Regions from separate parts of the Mus musculus genome. Here region 2 is linked to region 1. The links are chromatin loops, found by intact Hi-C in ENCODE. Cell type or tissue: left cerebral cortex. All regions are shown on one strand. Each heading gives the region's core, and the rest is flanking DNA. Links, peaks and the distances in the headings are about the cores only.

What was found. Hi-C counts contacts between places; a loop is a spot of excess contacts. Peaks named below come from ENCODE experiments on the same cell type or tissue, not always from the same donor. Only the 100,000 strongest peaks of a DNase experiment are listed, where the experiment ranks them.
Region 2: it touches region 1 in a loop (8-fold over the local background); 2 of 42 quality-filtered maps call a loop at or near these places.

Annotation. Positions count from the first base shown.
Region 1 is chrX:12,709,105-12,717,104 of GRCm38, reverse strand. Med14 (mediator complex subunit 14) reads left to right here. Exons shown (of 31, transcript NM_001048208.1): 14 at 49-243; 15 at 1,024-1,158; 16 at 3,446-3,522. Among named protein-coding and RNA genes, the nearest start is that of Gm52422, 16 kb to the right of the region's middle. In left cerebral cortex, for the core only: no CTCF peak of the experiment used is centred there; no DNase peak of the experiment used is centred there.
Region 2 is chrX:12,659,795-12,671,938 of GRCm38, reverse strand. It overlaps 1810030O07Rik (RIKEN cDNA 1810030O07 gene), which reads left to right. Exons shown (of 7, transcript NM_175141.6): 3 at 2,293-2,412; 4 at 7,290-7,439; 5 at 9,110-9,289. Among named protein-coding and RNA genes, the nearest start is that of 1810030O07Rik, 7.8 kb to the left of the region's middle. In left cerebral cortex, for the core only: no CTCF peak of the experiment used is centred there; a DNase peak (open chromatin) is centred at 7,141.

The DNA of each region.
Region 1 (8,000 bases), core at 1-8,000:
GTTCTTATTCTACTGGGTCTCACCTCTTTCTGATTTGTGTCATTTTAGGTTGTGGAAATGCTTGAGGTTCCTAATAAGCCTACGCAGCTATCATATAACTATTACTTTATGTCGGTGAGTACTGCAGATCGTGAGGACAGCCCTGTCATGGCACTGCTGCTGCAGCAATTCAAGGACAACATCCAGGACCTGATGTCCTATACAAAGACTGGGAAACAGACCAGAACTGGTACCAAGCACAAGGTATGCTCACATAGGAGTTAGCAGACAATGTTTGTGCAACCCCCTTCCCATTTTATTTATTTATTTATTTATTTAAATTTATACTATTTTGGTTTTTTGAGACAGGGTTTCTCCATTTAGCTCCACCTATCCTGGAGAACTGGCTCTGTAGACCAGGCTGATACTAAGCTCATAGATCCTCCTGCCTCTGTCTCTCAAGTGCTGGGTTTATAGGAGTATATTAACTGTGCCTGGTTTCATTATTTTTAAGTGGGAAAGAGTTAGATATAGTTTTTAAGGTACACAGCAGCAATGAAGCAGCTATGCACATTTTCTGTAAAAGGTGTCTTCCTCTTTGGAGAGTAGGGGTTGGTGATAGAAGTGGACCCCAGGGCTTTGTGCACTGCAGGCAAGCACTCTCCACTGGTCCTTGGCAGCCCTTGTTTGTTTCTTTTGCAGACAGATGCAGAGCTTTTCATGTTCCGTTTCTTTGTAGCCCTGGCTAGCCTCAACCATAGCATTCTTCTGTGTTTTGCTTCCTGAGCAAGAATTTGACCAAAGGCTTTTGTTTGAATTAAGAACAATATATCATTAACCACAAAGGAACTTGCTAAACACAAACTACTTGCTACTTAGTTACTTGTGCCTGTGTTATGAGTTGTTTAATTTGTTACTACCCTGTGTTGAAAGGTCACATTTGTTTGGGTTAGCCCCAAGCTTTGTTGTAGTGCTTCCATTACCTTAGTGAATCACAAGCACACGTAATTTTTTTTCACACATTTTTTAAAAATTATTTTCTAGTTGTCTGATGACCCATGTCCGATAGACTCCAAGAAAGCCAAACGATCAGGAGAAATGTGTGCCTTCAATAAAGTTCTAGCTCACTTTGTTGCTATGTGTGACACCAACATGCCATTTGTTGGTCTTCGATTGGAGGTAAGTTGGGAATTTTCATATGTTAACTCAAATTGCATGGCACCAGCAGGAGTAGTATCTGGCCCACACAAGACTATTCTTTTTTTCTCCCATTCCACTATCTCATAGTCTTCTCCTTAGATTAATGGGAATTAAATTGTTCCCAGTTAAAGAAGGTGGACAACATTGTTTAGGTCTTATCAGAGATGGCTGCTTAATAAAGCATGGCATTTTGAGTTGGTGAAGTAATGTTTGAGCACTACTTACACTGGCATCCTTTCTGAGAAGTAAATCAGAAAAATATTAAACTAAATGTTACTTTGATGTTGTGGAAGAACATCAGATGCAGAATTCATGTCTTTCAAGAGTATGGCGTTGTGCCGGGTGGTGGTGGCGCACGCCTTTAATCCCAGCACTTGGGAGGCAGAAGCAGGCGGATTTCTGAGTTCGAGGCCAGCCTGGTCTACAAAGTGAGTTCCAGGACAGCCAGAGCTACAGAGAAACCCTGTCTCGAAAACAAACAACAGAATATGGCGTTGTAGGGTTGGAGAGATGGCTCCCTACTAGAGCATTGGTTGTTCTTTCAGAGAACCCAGGTTCAGCACCCACATGACAGTTCAACACTGTTGTAACTCAGCTCCAGGGGATCTGACCTCCTCATATAGACATGCATGCAGACAAAATAACAATGCATATAAAATAAGTCATTAAAAAGATTGTGTTGTTATATCTACCATGATCTCTAAAATATGAATGTAAAGTGAAATAACAACTGGTTTTTTGGATTTTGCTTTTTGAAAAAGGGGCTTATGTAGCCTAGCTGGCCTTGAATTTGCTATGTAGCTAAGGATAAACTTAAATTCCTTTTGTTTTTGTTTCTCCTTTCCTATCCTAAGATTACAAGTCATATGCCATCATGCTTGCTGAAACCTTCAACTTTTCCTTATTATTTTTTAAAAGATTTATATGAGTACACTGTAGCTGTCTTCATACACACCAGGAGAGGGCATCAGATCCCATTACAGATGGTTGTGAGCCACCATGTGGTTGCTGGGATTTGAACTCAGGACCTCTGGAATCTGGAAGAGTAGTCAGTGCTCTTAACTGCTGAGCCATTTCTCCGGCCCCATTTTTCTTCATTATTATTAGTACTTTTTAAGTGTATTGGTGTTTTGCCTTACATGTATTTCTGTGTGAGGGGGCCTGATCCGCATTGTTTCTCTCTTGGATGTTATTTCAATTACTTATAGAAGTCCCTGAGTTACTGTTTGGGTGATGGGAAGAGTAGGCACATGATTTTGGGGCATGCAATGCATTCCTGTCTACCTCCCTGTGCGTTGGGGAAAATGGAAAGACACGTATGGTTTTTGTAGGTGCACATGGTTCTTATACTCTACTCAGATGTTTTTGTCTTTCTCCTCTGTGATCCATACATGCTATACACACACGGATCTTCATACAATACTTTCTTGAATTCATTCAAGCTCTTAAAAACTTAACTACAATCTCCTCTTTAAATTGATGGATAATATTAAAATACCAGCTCATTTTCTTCTTATAATAATGAATTCTGAGCTGTGAATAACTACATGTAATCTTACTGGCAGTGTTTTTCTCTTTATTGATTGCAAGTTGCAAGTCATTTTTTGAGCTGTTCTAGACTTTAGTTCCTTTTGAGTGTAAACTTGTATTGTCTATTTGGTCATCAGCTAGCTTTCTAAACTTTCTTCTTCTGACTCTCAAAGTCAGGCTAGATAAATATTTAAATAATTTGTGGGACAGGGTATGTAAGAATCCAGTCATAGAAGCCATGTCATTGTTTACTGAGGGCAAGGCTTTCTTTCCTCCATCAGAGGACCTTCTGGCCTGCCTTCCTAAGATGGACTCTGCCAGATGAGTTTCAGCCTGTCCCTACTTTTGCCTGACTTCAGTTTCATTTTGACGAAACAGTAGAATCACAAATATAATCAGTTCTCGTTTTTAGTTCCTTCATTTGAAACCACTTGAACTGATTCTGGAGTACTTACAGCTTGTAGCAAAAAATGGGAGCATACTGTGAATTTTGAAGATTTCCGTATTGCGGATATTCTCTTTGAAGCGAAACGCCGAAGCACCTGTGACTTGTACTTGCTTTACTCTAGTTTCCAAGGGCATCTGAGAACAGGAAGACTGCTCATGCTGATACACTGTCACTTTGACAAAGATTGCCCTTAGAAAAGATGGGATCAAGATAGATAACAGGCAGAGAAAAGCTGATTTCTTTTGTGAATTTAGCAGTTTAATACCCCTGTGCTTTTTCTCTTTTCAGTTGTCTAACCTCGAGATACCACATCAGGGAGTGCAAGTGGAAGGTGATGGCTTCAACCATGCAATTCGCTTATTAAAGTAAGCTTGTGTTCTGTGTCTAACTTGGCGCTACTTGTTGCAGTCACAGTGGAGAACAGTTTCTCTCCTATGGAACAGCGTAAAGCAGTGCTCACAGTCTGTGTATGTCGTAGATTTTTGTGTAGAATTACGGAGGTCCAGGGGAGGTTCTTTTTTGTTCATTTGGTGGCAATCCAGCACCATCTGGCATTTTAGGGCATCATTTGTTAACCAGATAATCTAGTCAGTGTAAATGTTTCAGGTTTGATTTTTGTAAAGCCCTCCAGGATGCCTTGGGTTTGCATAGCAGGGAAATATAGGCTACTTCAAAGTCAAGGTGGGAATTCCCAGGAAAGTGCCAGTTGTATATGCAGACTGAAAGAGTGATGAGAATTAGCCAGACGAAAGGGAGATGGGGTTAGAGTAGAGGTCCTAACCAGAAGAGGTAACTGCTAATATGAAGGGTTGGAGGTAAGAAAATGCTCAGCATGATGGATCTGAATGTTGAGCAACAGATAAAGGCAGGTGATAGAGATGAGCACAAAGGTGTAAGCAGGAATGCCTAGAGCCCGTAGAGTCTTTTTTTTTTTTTTTTGTCATTAAGCAATGTAGACCTTATCCTACTGGTACTAGGAAACCATCTGAAGCTGGACACTCTATTCTAGCACATTCCTCACAATATCTTCACAATTATTCAAGAGGCTGATGACAGAGGATTTAGACCAGTTTTAACATTACAGTGAAGTGCCCATTTTAAGACACAAAAACAACCCCAAAAAGAAGCCAATATGATTTTAAGTACAAACTGACATCATTAGAAAAGTTTTTCTGGAAATTGAACCTTATGGCAATATGCAGAATAAAGGAGAGTGAGATTGAAGTAGCAACACCAGTTGAAGTGGTTCATGGTAAAATTGCCGTTAGTTTGGACTAGGGTATGTTCCTGTAAGGACTTAGGAGATGAACCAGTCAAGGGTTGGTGATTAGATAGATTTCAGAGGTACAGGGGACGGAGGCAGCAAGGACTCATTAATTTTGTCCTAGGCAAAAGATGGGTGATGGTTTGAAGTAGAGGACACCACAGTGTGAAAGGACTTTTCTAAGTTTGAGGGGCCTACAGATCCATTGAGCATACACAAATGTTCTCAAGCTCACGGTAACGTTTGGACAGGTGACAATGTCACCATCCCAGTGGTAGTAAGTGAGCTGACATAGCAAATTAGATGAATAGGAATGTGCAAACAAATGAAGTTGGGTGCTGGGCCTGGTGGTACACATCTATAACTCCAGCACTTAGGATTCGGATGCAGGAGGATGGCCATGAATTTGCTTTCAGTCTGAGTTAGATAGTGAGATCACGTCTTAACCTCCCAACCCACACACATACAAGAGACGGGAAATCAAGCTGGTCATAAGGTTTAGTTTTAAATGGACAGAAGAAAAAAGAACCAAATGATGCTGGAAAGTACAGGTAGTGGGTGGAAAGCTGAACATGAGAAATATGAGATAAGGATATGTCCTAATGAACTTTAGTAGCACATTAAAAATTAAGAACACTTGGAAAGGGGGAGCTGTTACTCTAATTCACTTGGTAGAATATCTTCTTGATATACATGAGGCCATGTATCAAGCTTCAGCAGCTCATAAACCAGGTTTGTCGCATGCCTATAATCTCAGTACTCAGAAGGTGGATGGAGAATGGAGGAGCAATTCAAGGTTTGAATTGCTTTGCATAAAATAGATTACAAAATCAACAAGTTCCATTTGACTACCACAGATAAGGAGATGATAATAACATCTGTGTTTTATTCGTTTTAGTTTTCACAATCTTTTGAAGCATCTTGTCAACATTTTTCAGAGAGCTTTCACATTTGTCTCTGATGGAACCAGGGCTTGAGACATGTCAGATGAGCTGCATTCCAGTACCCTTTCTACTTGAACTCAAGCAAACTCTGAAGTGTCCTTCCTAGGAAAGATGCATTCTTCTTTCCTCTCCCTCTCCCTCTCCCTCTCCCTCTCCCTCTCCCTCTCCCTCTCCCTCTCCCTCTCCCTCTCCCTCTCCCTCTCCCTCTCCTCATTAGGTATTTTCCTCATTTACATTTCCAATGCTATCCAAAAAGTCAGCATTTTTGTTTTCTTTTTTAACTTCATTTCATAAAATTTAAGGGAGGTCTTTAATTCTCCCTTTCCCCTCTATATTTACAATGTAAAGGGAAAAATTCAAAAGTTGATAGATTTAAAGACAGTTTTCCAGTGGCTGTTGTTATCATGCTAGGGTATTTAAAGGGAAGAATGATAAATGAGGATCTTTATGATTGTTTTTTTTTCATTAAAACCTTATACTGATTATTATAAATATAATCTTTTACTAACTGTTCTAACACATTTGATTTTGAGAAACTCTTCTTTCAAGCATGAATTAATTTTCAAAAAGAATGAGTCAACCTTTTCAAGCTCTTAAGTTTGGGCACATTTTTGCTTTTTGCTGAAAATATGCTCTGTTCTTATTCCAGCTTTTTTAACTCTTTGAAAACCTGAAATAAAAGTATCAGTTCTATCACAGTAACTTTCTTCATCTGCTCTGCTTCACTGACCTGTTACCTTTTGCTGAATTTAAAGACCCTTGTTCCTTCAGATGAGATACAGAACACGTGCTAAGAATGTATGCTCATGTTGCTTAGGTTTTGAGCCTTGGGTAAACTTCAATTTTCACCCGAACTCACACTGTCTCAGGCGTGAATCATTGTTTTTCATACCCCCATGTGTTTCGTTGCTTCTTATAGCCAAGGCCTGGCAGATAGGCACAACTCACTCTTTCTTTCTTCCTTTCTTCCTTCCTTTCTTTCTTTCTTTCTTTCTTTCTTTCTTTCTTTCTTTCTTTCTTTGGCAAGTCTTGGGACTTGAGTTCCTACTGCATGTGCATGTATGACCTTTAGAAAAACCTTTCCCCTTTTGTTTTCTGTCATACTTGAATCCTGACTTTACTCTTAGCTCCCTGAGTAACCTTTCCGCTTGTTACTCTATAATATATACTTTTTGATGTTTGTTTGCTCAGACATACATGTTACCCTAGAGAAGTTTTGTCTAATTTCTCAGGTTATTCAATGCTAGAGAAACATCACGAAGGAGTAGCTATTTAAATTAAACTTTTAAAAGATTTTTGGGAAGTTTTCAAATAAGGTTAACCCTCTTTATTCATGAAATAGTGTCCTCAGTTCTTATTCTTTTTTGTATTAAGATATTTTTTGTATATGGTTATTTCATCTGTATGAATATCTGTGCACCATGTGAGCGTGCATGCACTAAAAATGACAAGGATGCACTTTGACAGATCTACTGTAGTTGAGGTCTTAAATGAAATGGAGTCTTAGACTTCCCTTAGTTCTCACTTTGGAAATGTGTAGGTTCTGTGCTTTCATTTTCTCTCCAGATGGATGTGATGTAAACCTAAGGTGAACAGAATATGTGTCTCCACTTATACTCCAGACTCAAGGTGAAATGTCCGTCTAAATTAGCTGCTTTAGAGCTCCCCAAGAATGCCTGTTGTGAGGACTAAGGGTGGGCAAGTTGAAGATCATTTATCCAATATTGGTGTGGTTCTTTGAAAATGGTTAGCCCATAGAGAGTAGCAGTGTTGGGGTCCCTTCTAATTAAGATGTAGAACTCTCAGCTCTTCCAGTGCCATGCCTGTCTGGATGCTGCCATGCTTTCTGCCATGATGGTAATGGACTGGACCTCAGAATCAGTCCAGCCCCAATTATTAAATGTTGTCCTTTATAAGAGTTGCCTTGGTCATGGTGTCTCTTCCCAGCAGTGGAACACTGACAAAGAGTCATGTCAGTTAACTTTTAAAGTTGAATGGATTAAGTGGAAGTCAGCTTTTAGAGTTTTCTTTAAACATCAAGCTCTAGTTCCATTACTTTATGCCAGGTAAACACTATATAACTAATGTTTCAAAATAATTAAAAAAGGGGTATGAAGCAGTTACATTCAATTAATTTTTTGGAGAGTCCATAGAAAACTGATTACTACAGATACAGATTGAGCTAGCTATAACACGGTACACTCAATTTCAGTCTCAATTTGGACTGTGTGTTCATTATCAGTATTAATGCCAAAACAGATCACAATTTGTTAAAAGAATCATATTGTTGTCCGTCTTCACTGGTGTTTATGTCCATTTGTCTCTGTATGTTTGTGTGTCTGTCTGTGTGTATGTTTGCGGGTATATTAAATTCTAAATATACATCTACATGCAAGGAAAGGTTTTTTTTTCTAGGAGGAATTTACAGGAAGTAGTTTGGGCTATGCCAGATGACACAAATCTCTCCACAACAAGGTGCTTGTCTCTCTTAATCCCTAGGGTCCCCATCATGGAAGGAGAGAACTGACTTGTGCAAGTTGTCCTCTGACACATATACCATGGCATATGTATGCTTTGACTTACAGAATAAATACATTTTTAAAAAGAAACTATTTTAAAGTGTCTAATTTTATGA
Region 2 (12,144 bases), core at 2,525-10,524, 48 kb after region 1:
AACATCTGGAGAGGAGGGAACCCAAATAAAGAAAATACCTCCACAAGGTCCCATTGCTAGCAAGCCGGTAGGACATTTTCTTTGATTGATATGAGGAGTGCCCAGCCTGTTGTGGGTGGTGCCATCCCTAGGCTGGTGGTCCTGGGTTCTATAAGAAAGCAGGCTGAGCAAGCCAGTAAGCAGCACCTTTCCATGGCCTCTGCATCAGTTCCTGCCTCCAGGTTCCTGCCCACAGTGATAGTTGCTTACAACTATCTGACTCAGAACCTCTGACTTACATACTTCATAGCTATATTTATAACCACTTGGAAAATACTTAGAAAATAAAATTGTTGGGAAGGGTTTTCTCTAAACTCCTACTGTCTCCCCATTTATCTATCAGCTGTCTTTACATCTACTTAGCAGAACTTCCTCAAGAGGACTTGATGCCTGGTACTCCTTAGCTCCCACATGTTCTTCAACTCATGCAACCCTGGCTCCTGGCCCTGGCCCTGGCCCTGCCCCTGCCCCGCATCTGTCCCTGACCTCTGTTCTCCAGCCTTCTCCCTCCTCTTTCCAAGGCTAGCAGTGTAACCCAAGACCTTACACATTCTAGGAAAACACGCTTAATCCTGAGCTACACCCCAACCCTGGGTTTATTGTGTCTTGGTTCTCCTTCCTCTACTTCTCAGCTATTAGGTTTGCAGGTATGCAGCATAGCTCCTAGCTTCATCGTTTTTACCTATCAGGCATGTACCACTCACCACCGGCACTTGGATTTAGACACTCCTGCCTTTGTGACATCTCTTCCTCCTCCTCTAGCCTCTCTGGCAATGACCCTTGCCCTTGTAATTCAGAGCTACAGATGTGCTTATTCCAGGTGTTTCCCTAACCCCTCTGCTGCGTCTCCTCAGCAGTTGGCATTTAGTTCTGCAGTGGGATTTACCTACCTGATTCCTTGCCAAATAATACTCTCCTTTCTTTCTTTTTTTTTTTTTTTTAAATAAACTGGCTTTTTTTTTTTTTTGGCTTGTGAAATGTCCTTAATTTGTTGATGTAGCCAACAAATTTCAAGTCCGCTATGCAAATGGCAGAAAGAATCTGTTCAACAATTAGCTTTTGAGCTCAGTTTCATAAGGCTATATGTGAAAATATTCTGAACTACAGGTATTAAATACTGAAAAAAATGAACAGTTTATTATAATTTATTTTATTTAACAAACTGGGAAGTTTGCAGCCATCAGCAGTTCCAGTGCAATTTCAGGTGCAATTGGGAATTCAGGTATTTCAGTGGAGCTGTTAGTATAGCGGACCTTGTAGGTAAACTACTCGCCCAGCATGGCCTGCCTGAGTTCATTTCTCCAGCTCCAGCCCCTCAGTGAAGAGGTAGCGGAAGGCTGTGGGACTTTCATAGGGGTTTCTCTGCTGTGTGTTTACTGAGTGACACATGTCGGTGTGCAGCGCTGTACGGAGGCAACAGAGGCTCCCTGTTAGCTTCTGATTTCAAAAGAAAGGGAATAATTACCAAAATAAAACTAATCTGTCAAAGACAATTAATTGTTTGTATTAGCAAGAACATATCGGGTAGAAGCTATTCTACACTGGGGATGTAAAGCTAGGCCAGTTTAGAGGCATTGATGGACCGTCTGTGTTTTCCCTTCAGCAACAGCTGAAACGGGCTGTTGGTTTGCTTTAGTCTCCTTATATTAGTTACCTGGGTACACTGATTTCTTTGTTAACCTCTGTAGCATCCCTAATAGAGAAATATGATGACCATGTGTTATATGTACACAAAATTCTTTTGACTTACGTGAGGCTCAAGCATGGTGTTTGTTCTCTTGGCATGACAGCTGAATAACCTTGAAAGCAACTCTCCCTGTGCCTACTGCCAGCCTTTGGAATATCAGTGTGAACAGTCCTGTAGAAAGCATCGGAGCTACTTCCTGACTGGATTGCTTCCAAACATTCCTTTTATAGTTCAGGGTGTTTGAAGCTATCCGGGCCTACCTATTGAGCTCCAGGAGAGCCAGGACTATAGAGAAAGACCTTATCTCAAAAAAGCAAAACAGAAGGACAAGAAGAAAGCCAGTTTATCAGCTCTATGCAATATTGCAGATGGATAGTGCAGCCCCGCCATTAATGCCCTGCTTAGGGGCGATAGAACTTGCATTTTGAAGTCATGGGGTTCTAGCTTGAAGCTTCACGGGATAATAGACCCTTGAAGTCATCAGTTAGGAAATTGGGAAAGAATTTGCCTCTATAATACTCAGAGTTCAGGGACACTCAGGTGACCTAGTACCTCTCTTACTATAGGCCTTCATGCCCCGAGGACTGGCAGACAAACGAGGACCTGAGGAATGTGATGCAGTTGCTCTTTTAAGTCTCATCAACTCCTGTGATCACTTTGTGGTTGACCGGAAGAAGGTCACAGAGGTAAGAGCTTTCAGACTCAGAACTGTCCACCCATGCAGTCTGGTCAACACTAGGAAGGCTACAAGGAACCTCCTGTGATAATAAGCCAGCCACACGGTTGTAGCTTAGCAGCACTCAGAACGGCAGTGGCAAAGAAAGACTTGAACCCAAAGTGGGCATCATGGACTAAGCAGCTCATGGACCTCATTTCATGTGTACTCTGTATGTCTGAGAATCAGACTGAGTGTTAGCAAGTGTAGCCTTACACTTCTCTGGAATTACTTTCCTGACAGTTGTTACTATGATTGTCTTAATCACTATTCTATTGCTGTGATCAGACACCGTGACCAAGGCCACTCATATAAAGGACAACACTTAATTGGGGCTGGCTTACAGTTCAGAGGTTCTGTCCATTTTCACCCTGGCAGGAACCATGGCAGCATGCAGGCAGACACAGTGCTAAAGAAGGAGCTGAGAGTTCTACATCTGGATTGGCAGGCAGCAAGAGAGAAACTTTGGGCTTGGAATGGGCTTTTTGAAACCTTAAAACCCACCCCCCAGTGACACACTTCCTCTGAGACCACACCTACTCCAACTAGGCCATACCTAATGCCATAGCCTATGAGCCTATAGGGTACATTTTCATTCAAAACATCACAGCGCTGTTGGCCATTTGAGTAGATGGAAGTCAGATTTATCTTCTCTGCCATAAACAAACGTAAAGAAATTTTCTGTATAAAAATAGGTCTGGGGCTGGAGAGATCGCTCAGCGGTTAAGAGCACTGACTGCTCTTCCAAAGGTCCTGAGTTCAAATCCCAGTAACCACATGGTGGCTCACAAACCATCTGTAATGAAATCTGATGCCCTCTTCTGGAGTGTTTGAAGACAGCTACAGTGTACTTATATATAATAAATACATAAATCTTTAAAAAAAATAGGTCTGAGGTATTGGGGAGATGGATCAGTTAGTAAAGTAGTTGCTATGCAAGCATGATCCCGAGCACCCATGTAGATACTGGGTATGGAAATACATGTCTAATCCCAGCACTGGGTCAGGCACAGAAGCAGTAGGATCCTGGGGCCTTGCTGGAGTTAGATGTATATTTCATTATCAAAATAGTCATTAACAAAATCAGAACACTCCCAAGTTCACTGAGAGACCCTATCTCAAAATGTAAGGTGAAGGGGTGTGTGTGTGTGTGTGTGTGTGTGTGTGTGTGTGTGTTTAGAGCCAATATGCTTGTCAAATGTTTTAAACCATTTGGGAGAAAGATGCAAAGCTTTTTTTTTTTTTCCACACACACACGAAAAAGGGGAATTGTTGAAGTTTGATTTTTGTTTTGTTTTTGTTTTGTTTTGTTTTTTGGTTTTTCGAGACAGGGTTTCTCTGTGTAGCCCTGCCTGTCCTGGAACTCACTTTGTAGACCAGACTGGCCTCAAACTCAGAAATCCGCCTGCCTCTGCCTCCCAAGTGCTGGGATTAAAGGTGTGTGCCACCATGCCTGGCTAGTTTTTAAAAAGGGAAACAAAAACCTTTTTTAAGGTTTCTATTGTTGTGATGACCAAAAGAACCTGGAGAGGAGAGGCTTGATCTCAGCTTACAGTTTCCCACTATAGTCTGTTCTTCAACGAAGTCAGGGCAGGAACAGAGGGCTCTGTGGTCCTCATACGTTGCTCAGCCTGCTGTTTACACAACACAGGGCTCCTAGTCCAGGGTGGCACTGTCCACAGCGGGCCTGGTCCTCTCTCTCAGTCAAGAAAATGCACCACAGACTGATCGATCTCATGGGAGCATCTTTTTCCACAGAGGTTCCCTATCCCAAGAAGGTTCTTGTTATTTGTGTCAAGTTGACATGAAACTAGCTAGACTTCTTGTCAACTTGACACACTTTTCAATTAGAATCTTTCTTTTTTGTTCCCAAGATGGTATGTTAATATCACAGTATAAAACATTCTAACTTTTTTTAAAAAGATTTATTTATTAATATATGTAAGTACACTGTAGCTGTCTTCAGACACTTCAGAAGAGGGGGTCAGATCTTGTTGCAGATGGTTGTGAGCCACCATGTGGTTGCTGGGATTTGAACTCTGGACCTTCGGAAGAGCAGTCGGGTGCTCTTAACCTCTGAGCCATCTCACCAGCCCCCATTCTAACTTTTTAAAGTCTCACATTATTTAAAAATTCTTACTCTTTGAAAGTTTAGTTTCACTAAAGTACCCCAGCTGCTATAACTGTGGGCTCCTGTAAATGTAAAAGTTAAATACTCTCGTACTCTAAAGAGTAAAGAACCAGGACACAGGCACAATCAAAGCAAAGCAAAATTACGATTCATCAGTGTAAGATGCTCAGGACATGAGACGTCAGGGATTCATCCATGCTCTTCTGGGCTCCTAAAGGAGCACACACACACACAGTGTTTCACTGGCTCAGGCTGGCACCCCTCCATGACTGCCGATGCTTTGGAGGTAATTCCGTGGTATGGCTTCTCTAAAATGCTGGGGTCTGCACTGCAGCTGTGTTGTATCTGCTCTTACAGCCTCTCCTGGGCTCTCTCCAGTACGCTGACCCAGACACATGTCAAGCCTCAGCTTCTCATGAGTCCTTCAGTACTGAGGTCTTGACCTTTCATTGGGGGACTCAGTGCCTCAGCTGTTTTCCATTATTCTTTCATGCCTTCAAAACTAGTACATTCTGGGTAGCTTGTACTCTACAGCTTTCTGGAACACAGCACCTTTGTGCTGTCGCTGTGGACATAGTCCCAGGTTTACAGTCGTCATCTTAATCACTGCTGATTTCTCAGCTCCAGCTAACCAGCATCCATTGTCCTAGTAATCAGGAGGTTCCGTTTCCGTGGTGCTGCTCTCTTGTGATCATGGTCAATTCTTCATCTCCACCTCATCAGACACTACAGAGTTGTAATTCAAAATACTAAATGACCACAATAGAGTCTTTAAGGGACTCCTCAAAATGTCCCTCTAGAACATCACAAGCCAGGCAAGATTTTAGTGTAACTATCTTCCAACCTCTCATAGAACCTAGCTCCAATATCCTTCCACAATACTATGAAGGAAAACCAAAACCAAAACAAAACCATGGTCGTGTCTACGACCACAATACCTCTGACCCTGATGCCAATTTCTGTCTTAGTTAGGCTTTCTATGGCTGTGATTAAACATTGTAACCAAGAACAACCTGCGGAGGAAAGGCTTACAGTTCCACAGCTCAGTCCATCACTGAGGCAAGTCAGGGCAGGAACCCAAGGCAGAAGCTGATGCAGAGCCATGGAAAAAGCCATGGCACCATCTACAATGAGGTAGGCCTTCCCACATCATGAAAATGTAACATGGACCAGTCTAGTGGAAGAAGTTTTCAACTGAGGTTCTCTCTCCGAAAATGACTCCAGCTTATATCAAATTGATATTCCTATAACTAAGACATTTTGGGATGATTTCCAAGGCTAAGCATGGAGGTTTCATGCATTCCTTGTTTTTCTGTTTGAGACCAGGTGTCTCTGTGTGTGCCTTGGAACCCATGATGCTCTTGCCTTAGCCTTCCAAGTGCTGTGATCACGAGTGCATGCCACCATGACTGTCTACCTTCCCTTCTTAGAGCTTGCTTTTTATTTTACCTGCATGTTTATATTTTTTAAAATTTATTACATATGTATGGGTGTCTTGCTTGCACATATGTCTGTGCACTACGTGCCTACTTGGTGCCTGAGGAGGTCTGAAAATGGCATCAGATCTCATGGAGCTGGAGTTATAGATGGTTGTGAGAACCATATACTTATTTGTTGTCTGTGTAAACGCGCGCACGCGAGTCTGTGTGGATGGTGTGTGTGTGGGTGGATGTGCTCATGTGACTATAAGAGGACAACTTTCAAAAGTCAGTTCTTTCCACCTTATTTATCCCAGGGATTGAACTCAGCTTGCCAGGTGTGGCGATAGCGCTTTTACTCACCGAACCATGTCAGTAGTTCCTGCCTAGTTATTTCAAATAAACAGTTTTCAAATTAGTAGTCATTTAATCTGAATTTCCATCTTCTTTGAAAAAAAAAAGGAGAAGACCTGGTGACATTGGGTTCATAAAGCTCCCACGGCAAAAGCAATGAGCCGCTGCTGCTTTAGATGGGCACATACATTCTCTAGGTCACGCCCGTCCCTTCTGTTTTCATCTTTCCACCTGCATATAAACCAGCTGCACAAGAGCTATCACCTGAGCCTTCCGGTTGGAGGCCCACAGGGACTTCACGCCTTGGCAGATGTGCTCTGGGCAGGCAGAAAATAAATAAAGGTCTGACATATGGGGCTAGCAGGCTCCACTGTCCTCTTAAAATGGCATATCTTAAGTACGTGCAAGATCATGCAGTGGTCTCATGAAAGGTCCAGCCCTCGCCCTCTGGATACCAGACCACACTGGTCAATTTTGTAATTTAGTAAAGCATTTCTGTAATTTCTTTTTAAAGCTACATGGTCCCAGTTTGCCCCATTAACTTAAGGGTTTTTTAAAGTGTTGTGTCCGATTTGTTATTGTTACATTTCTTTACATTATGCACGTGTAGAGACCAAACAACAACTTGGGAGGAGTTGGCTTTCTCCCGTATGAGTTCCTTTTCTGTTGCTATAGTGCAAGGCAGCTTAGAAAGGAAAGATTTAATTGGGCTTCCAGTTGCCGAGGGTTAAAGTCTGACGGTGCAGCACAGGCTTGGCGGCTGGAACAGCTGAGCATGTGTAGGACCTCCACGCAGGAGGTAGACAGCATACTGCAAATAGCATGGCTCCTTGGAAACTAAGGCCTGACTCCAGGGAAGCACCTCCTCCAACAATGCCACATACCTCCTAATTCTTTCCAAACAACTCCCAACGTTTGGAGACTCTTATCTTTGTTTTTCTGTAGGTGATAAAGTGTCGAAATGAGATAATGCACTCTTCAGAGATGAAAGTTTCATCTACCTGGCTTCGAGATTTTCAGATCAAGATCCAAAATTTTCTGAACGAATTCAAGAATATCCCAGAGATTGTAGCAGTATATTCCAGAATAGAACAGGTAAAAAATCTTCATACATTTGGAGTTTTTTTGAGGCAAAAAAAAAAATCTTACTGTTAACCCTTCCTGTCCTGGAACTTCATATGTAGACTAGGTTGTCCACAAATGTGCATGCAGCAGCCTGTCTCTACGCAACGAATACTAGGGTCATAGGCATACACCATCCTGCCCATCTGAAACTATACTTAACAGTTCTGATATACAAAACTTAAGGGGTCAAAAGCATCCATAGTCATTCATTAAGAATTTGCTGTTAATATGAACTAACCAGTACCCCAGCGCTCGTATCTCTAGCTGCATATGTATCAGAAGATGGCCTAGTCGGCCATCATTGGGAAGAGAGGCCCCTTGGTCTTGCAAACTTTATATGCCCCAGTACAGGGGAATGCCAGGGCCAAGAAGTGGGAGTGGGTGGGTAAGGGGGCAGGGCTGGGGGAGGGTATAGGGAACTTTCGGGATAGCATTTGAAATGTATATAAAGAAAATATCTAATAAAAAAAAAAGAAAAGAATTTGCTGTTAGTGGCCCATATAAATCCCAGCACTTGGGAGGTCGAGGCAGCCTATATTACGTTCTGAATTCAAAGCCAGCCTAGATTGTGTATTATACATTTCTGGGAAGCCTGAACTACATTGTGAGACCCTCTCTCAAACAGAAGAAACCCAAATTTGATGTTTATTTTAACCAAAATGTATTTCTGTATTATCACTTGCTGCTGCTGCTGCTGCTGGCACACACACAGGTCCTTGTGAATTCCAGGCAAGCACTCCGTACTCCTAGACTTTGTTTGATTCTATTGGAGGCCTACCTGGGGAAGAACCTAGGGCTGGGCCTCACACATGGCTTTTTCACTGAACTATAGTCCCAGCTCTGAGCTAAGTTTTATAGTGGGAACAAAAGGGAAAAGCTGCTATAAAACCAGAAAGTAACAGTCAAGTGTTCCTCTGATAACTGTGTGTGGCTAAAATAGATCTGGGGAATGGTATTTTGTTATGAATTCTTTGAATAATCCAGTAGAATTTTTCTGTTAAAGTACATTTATGTTGTGTGTCCATGTGGGTGTGCACCGGTGTACCCACACACAGATGTGTCCAGTCCACAGTACACACGTGGAGATCAGAGGACAACTCTTGGGAGTCTGTTCTCTCCTTTCACCTCATGAGATGCAGGAATGGAGCTCAACTTCTCGGGCCTGTACTCAAATACAAGCCTTCTGTTAATACAGTGGAAGTGGCAGGGTGGGGAGGGGGGTGGTGCTGGTAGAGGTAGATTAGTTGTCTGTCATAGTTTACCACTACCAACACTACAAACAGTGGCATAGCTTAAGAATGAAGCTTTAATGTACAGGTGAGTCCAGGAGAAGTCATGGGGAATAAAGTGACTATGATTAAAGTACATTGTGTGTACATATGAAATTCTCAAAGAATTGATTAAAAAAAATTGTTTAGAACCTGAATTTTAAAACATAGTTTGTTCTTTATATGCCCCAGTACAGGGGAACCCCAGGGCCAAGAAGGGGGAGTGGGTGGGTAGGGGAGTGGGGGTGGGTGGGTATGGGGGACTTTTGGGATAGCATTGAAAATGTAAACAAGGAAAATACCTAATAATAAAAAAAAAGAAAAAGAAAAAAAAACATAGTTTGTTGATGGATTTGTGTGGTCACCCCACAGCTGTTGACATCTGACTGGGCTGTTCACATTCCTGAGGAAGATGAACGAGATGGGTGTGAATTTGAAATAGGAAGTTACTTGAGTGTGAGCCAAATCCACGAAATTGAAATAGAATTGCTGAAGGAAAAACTGCAAGAAATGTATCTTCAAGCAGCAGAAGAAGAGATGTTGCCAGAAGAGGTACAGGGATGAAGTGTGAGGAGTAAAGAGAGGTGGTGGTGGCAGCGACATGATGTGACACTTTCTGTTGCTGTGACAAAACACAACTTGGGGAGGAAAAAGTTGATTTCATCTTACAACACAGGTCACACTCATCTCTGAAGGAAGTCAAGGCAGGATGCAGAGACCATGATCAGTGCTGCTTTCTGGCTTGCTTCCCCTGGCTTGTTCAGCCTGATTTTGTATACAAGTCAGGCTCACCCGGCATTCCCACATCCATCTTTAGTCAAGAAAATGTCCCACAGGTTTACCCACTGACCAGTCTCATTGGAACATTTTCTTTCTTTTTTTTTTTCCCCGAGACAGGGTTTCTCTGTATAGCCTTGGCTGTCCTGGAACTCACTCTATAGACCAGGCTGGCCTCGAACTCAGAAATCCACCTGCCTCTGCCTCCCAAGTGCTGGGATTAAAGGCTACCACGCCTGGCTGGAACATTTTCTTAATTGAGGTTCTGTCTTCCAAAATGACTCTAACTTGTGTTGACATAAAACTCCAGCCTGGACAGACACAGAGAGCTAGGTTTCTAATTAAGTCAAATGTTGTCTAGAAGTGCATATTCTTTGACTACTTAGCAAATGCTTGAGGACCTAATATGTACTCCAAAGTGGAAGATGGTATAAGAGCTCCAACAGAATCTGGAGCAAGATCCTTGTAAGCTTATATGACGTAAGGGGAAACCCTCCTCACAAAAACAGAAGTAAAGTCAGGATTTAATAAGGCCTCAGTATTGACCTGGAAGGAAGGATGCTTTTAGCAGAGGTGTGAAGTGCTAGTTAGTTTTGGCTCCGCAGTGGCCAGGAAAGCACAAGTAGTATGGTGAGGGAGGGGTGAGGCAAAGTAGGGTGAAACTGTTTTGGGAAGATTTTCTAGGCCACACAGAGTCCTTTGGGTCTTTGTCCCTGAAAGTAGTAGGGAAACAACAGGTGTCAGCCAAAAGAACAATGGGATCAGAAGTGGGTTTTCAATTAACAGATAATAAGGGTTGAAAACATGCAGCCCTCCATGTATTAGCAGGTCTGCTACCTCAGAGCCACTGGCAACTATGTATTTCTGGCCCTCCTTGCCTGTTTGAGTCAGGAGAAGGGTTAATTAGCCTGTTCTTTGGGCACCAACTCTACATAGATAATGTTTTCTATGCCTTTATATTTAGTAGACCATGGAACATTTCATATTTCAGATAGTGTGGTCGTCATAGGTGGAATGTGGTAGGGAGTTTGGGCTTAAATGTCTGGAGGAGTAAGACTGTTAGCATCCTTTGCTTGGAACAATAGGTAACTGACTTATATAAATAAGCACATAGTTAACTGACTTATATAAATGAAGTTAATGTGTGCTGGATACAATGCTAAAGTACTTTTATTAGATTAATTCTTGGATCCATCCCCTTAGGTCATATTAATATCATCATAATTAATTTGTATATATAAAAGTGAGTCATAGCCGGGCGTGGTGGCGCACGCCTTTAATCCCAGCACTTAGGAGGCAGAGGCAGGCGGATTTCTGATTTAGAGGCCAGCCTGGTCTACAGAGTGAGTTCCAGGACAGCCAGGGCTATACAGAGAAACCCTGTCTTGAAAAACCAAAAAAAAAAAAAAAAGTGAGTCATAACCAAGCCTATATAACTCCAATTTTCTCGAACTTTCAGGTTTTCATATTTACTTTCTCTTCCCTATACTTGGAAGTGCACAACCTTCCCATTTCTCTCCACCCGATTTTCTCATTTTTGGTTTTTTTTTTCCAGAGTATCTCCTGTAGCCCAGGCTACCCAAACTCATTGTGTAGCCAAGGATGACCTTGAACTCATGACCCTCCTGCCTCCACCTCCCAAGTGCTAGCTTTTCCGTCGTGTGTTTCACACCTAGATCAGCGTTTATAAGAATTGTAATCAATTAGATCCTGTAATACTGAGGTGAAGACCAGGTTTTCTGGTTTGTTTTGATACAAAGTCTCACTAGTGGCATATACCAGGGCAAAGCCTCCCTTTTTAAATTGGCCTTGCCTTCAAGCTGGAGCAGTCACCGCTGCTGGAGCTATGAAAACCTCGGAAGCACATTTATTATGTTTATTATTCTGACAAAACGGAAAGACTAAAACTCTGCCTCTAATTGGAAATGAGAAAGCAAGCCAATTTTGTACCTGCATGGCAGACGGCCTTATAACCTGGCCAGGACAGCGAGCACAGTCTAGAAGATCTTGTGGTTATTAACACATGCCATGATCATTAGCACTACTTTGCTCCTCACAGTTTTGTGTTTTCAGGAGGTTAACCAAAGCCTGGCATTTTGTAGGGCCTCTAGACAGGCCAGCTGAAGGGCATTCTCCTTGTATGCTTTCTAACCAGTGAGCAGGCCTTCTGCCATCTTCAGCATCTGGTTCTTACTTATCTTCCCTCCCGCATCCCTGGCATCAAGCATTGGCCTTGAATGTGTGCTGAATGTGTGCTGGTTCTGCTGTGGCCCGGTCCCTTTTTTCTGCACTCCAGAGCTGATGCCTTTCTGTTGTGTTAGTATTTGTCATTAGAGTTAAGTAATCTTGACTTTGTGTGGTTGGTGGACCCCCCGTCTAATAAACTTGCTATATCCTCAAATCAGAGTGTCTGTTGGAATAGCTCAGTGATAGGCAAACTCAAGGCCCTGGTTCAGTTCCCCAGCTCCATCAGTTTAATAGTAATAGTGCCTGGCATTTTTTTAAAAGATTTATTTATTATATATAAGTACACTGTAGCTGTCTTCAGACTCACCAGAAGAGGGAGTCAGGTCTCATTACAGATGGTTGTGAGCCACCATGTGCTTGCTGGGATTTGAACTCAGGACCTT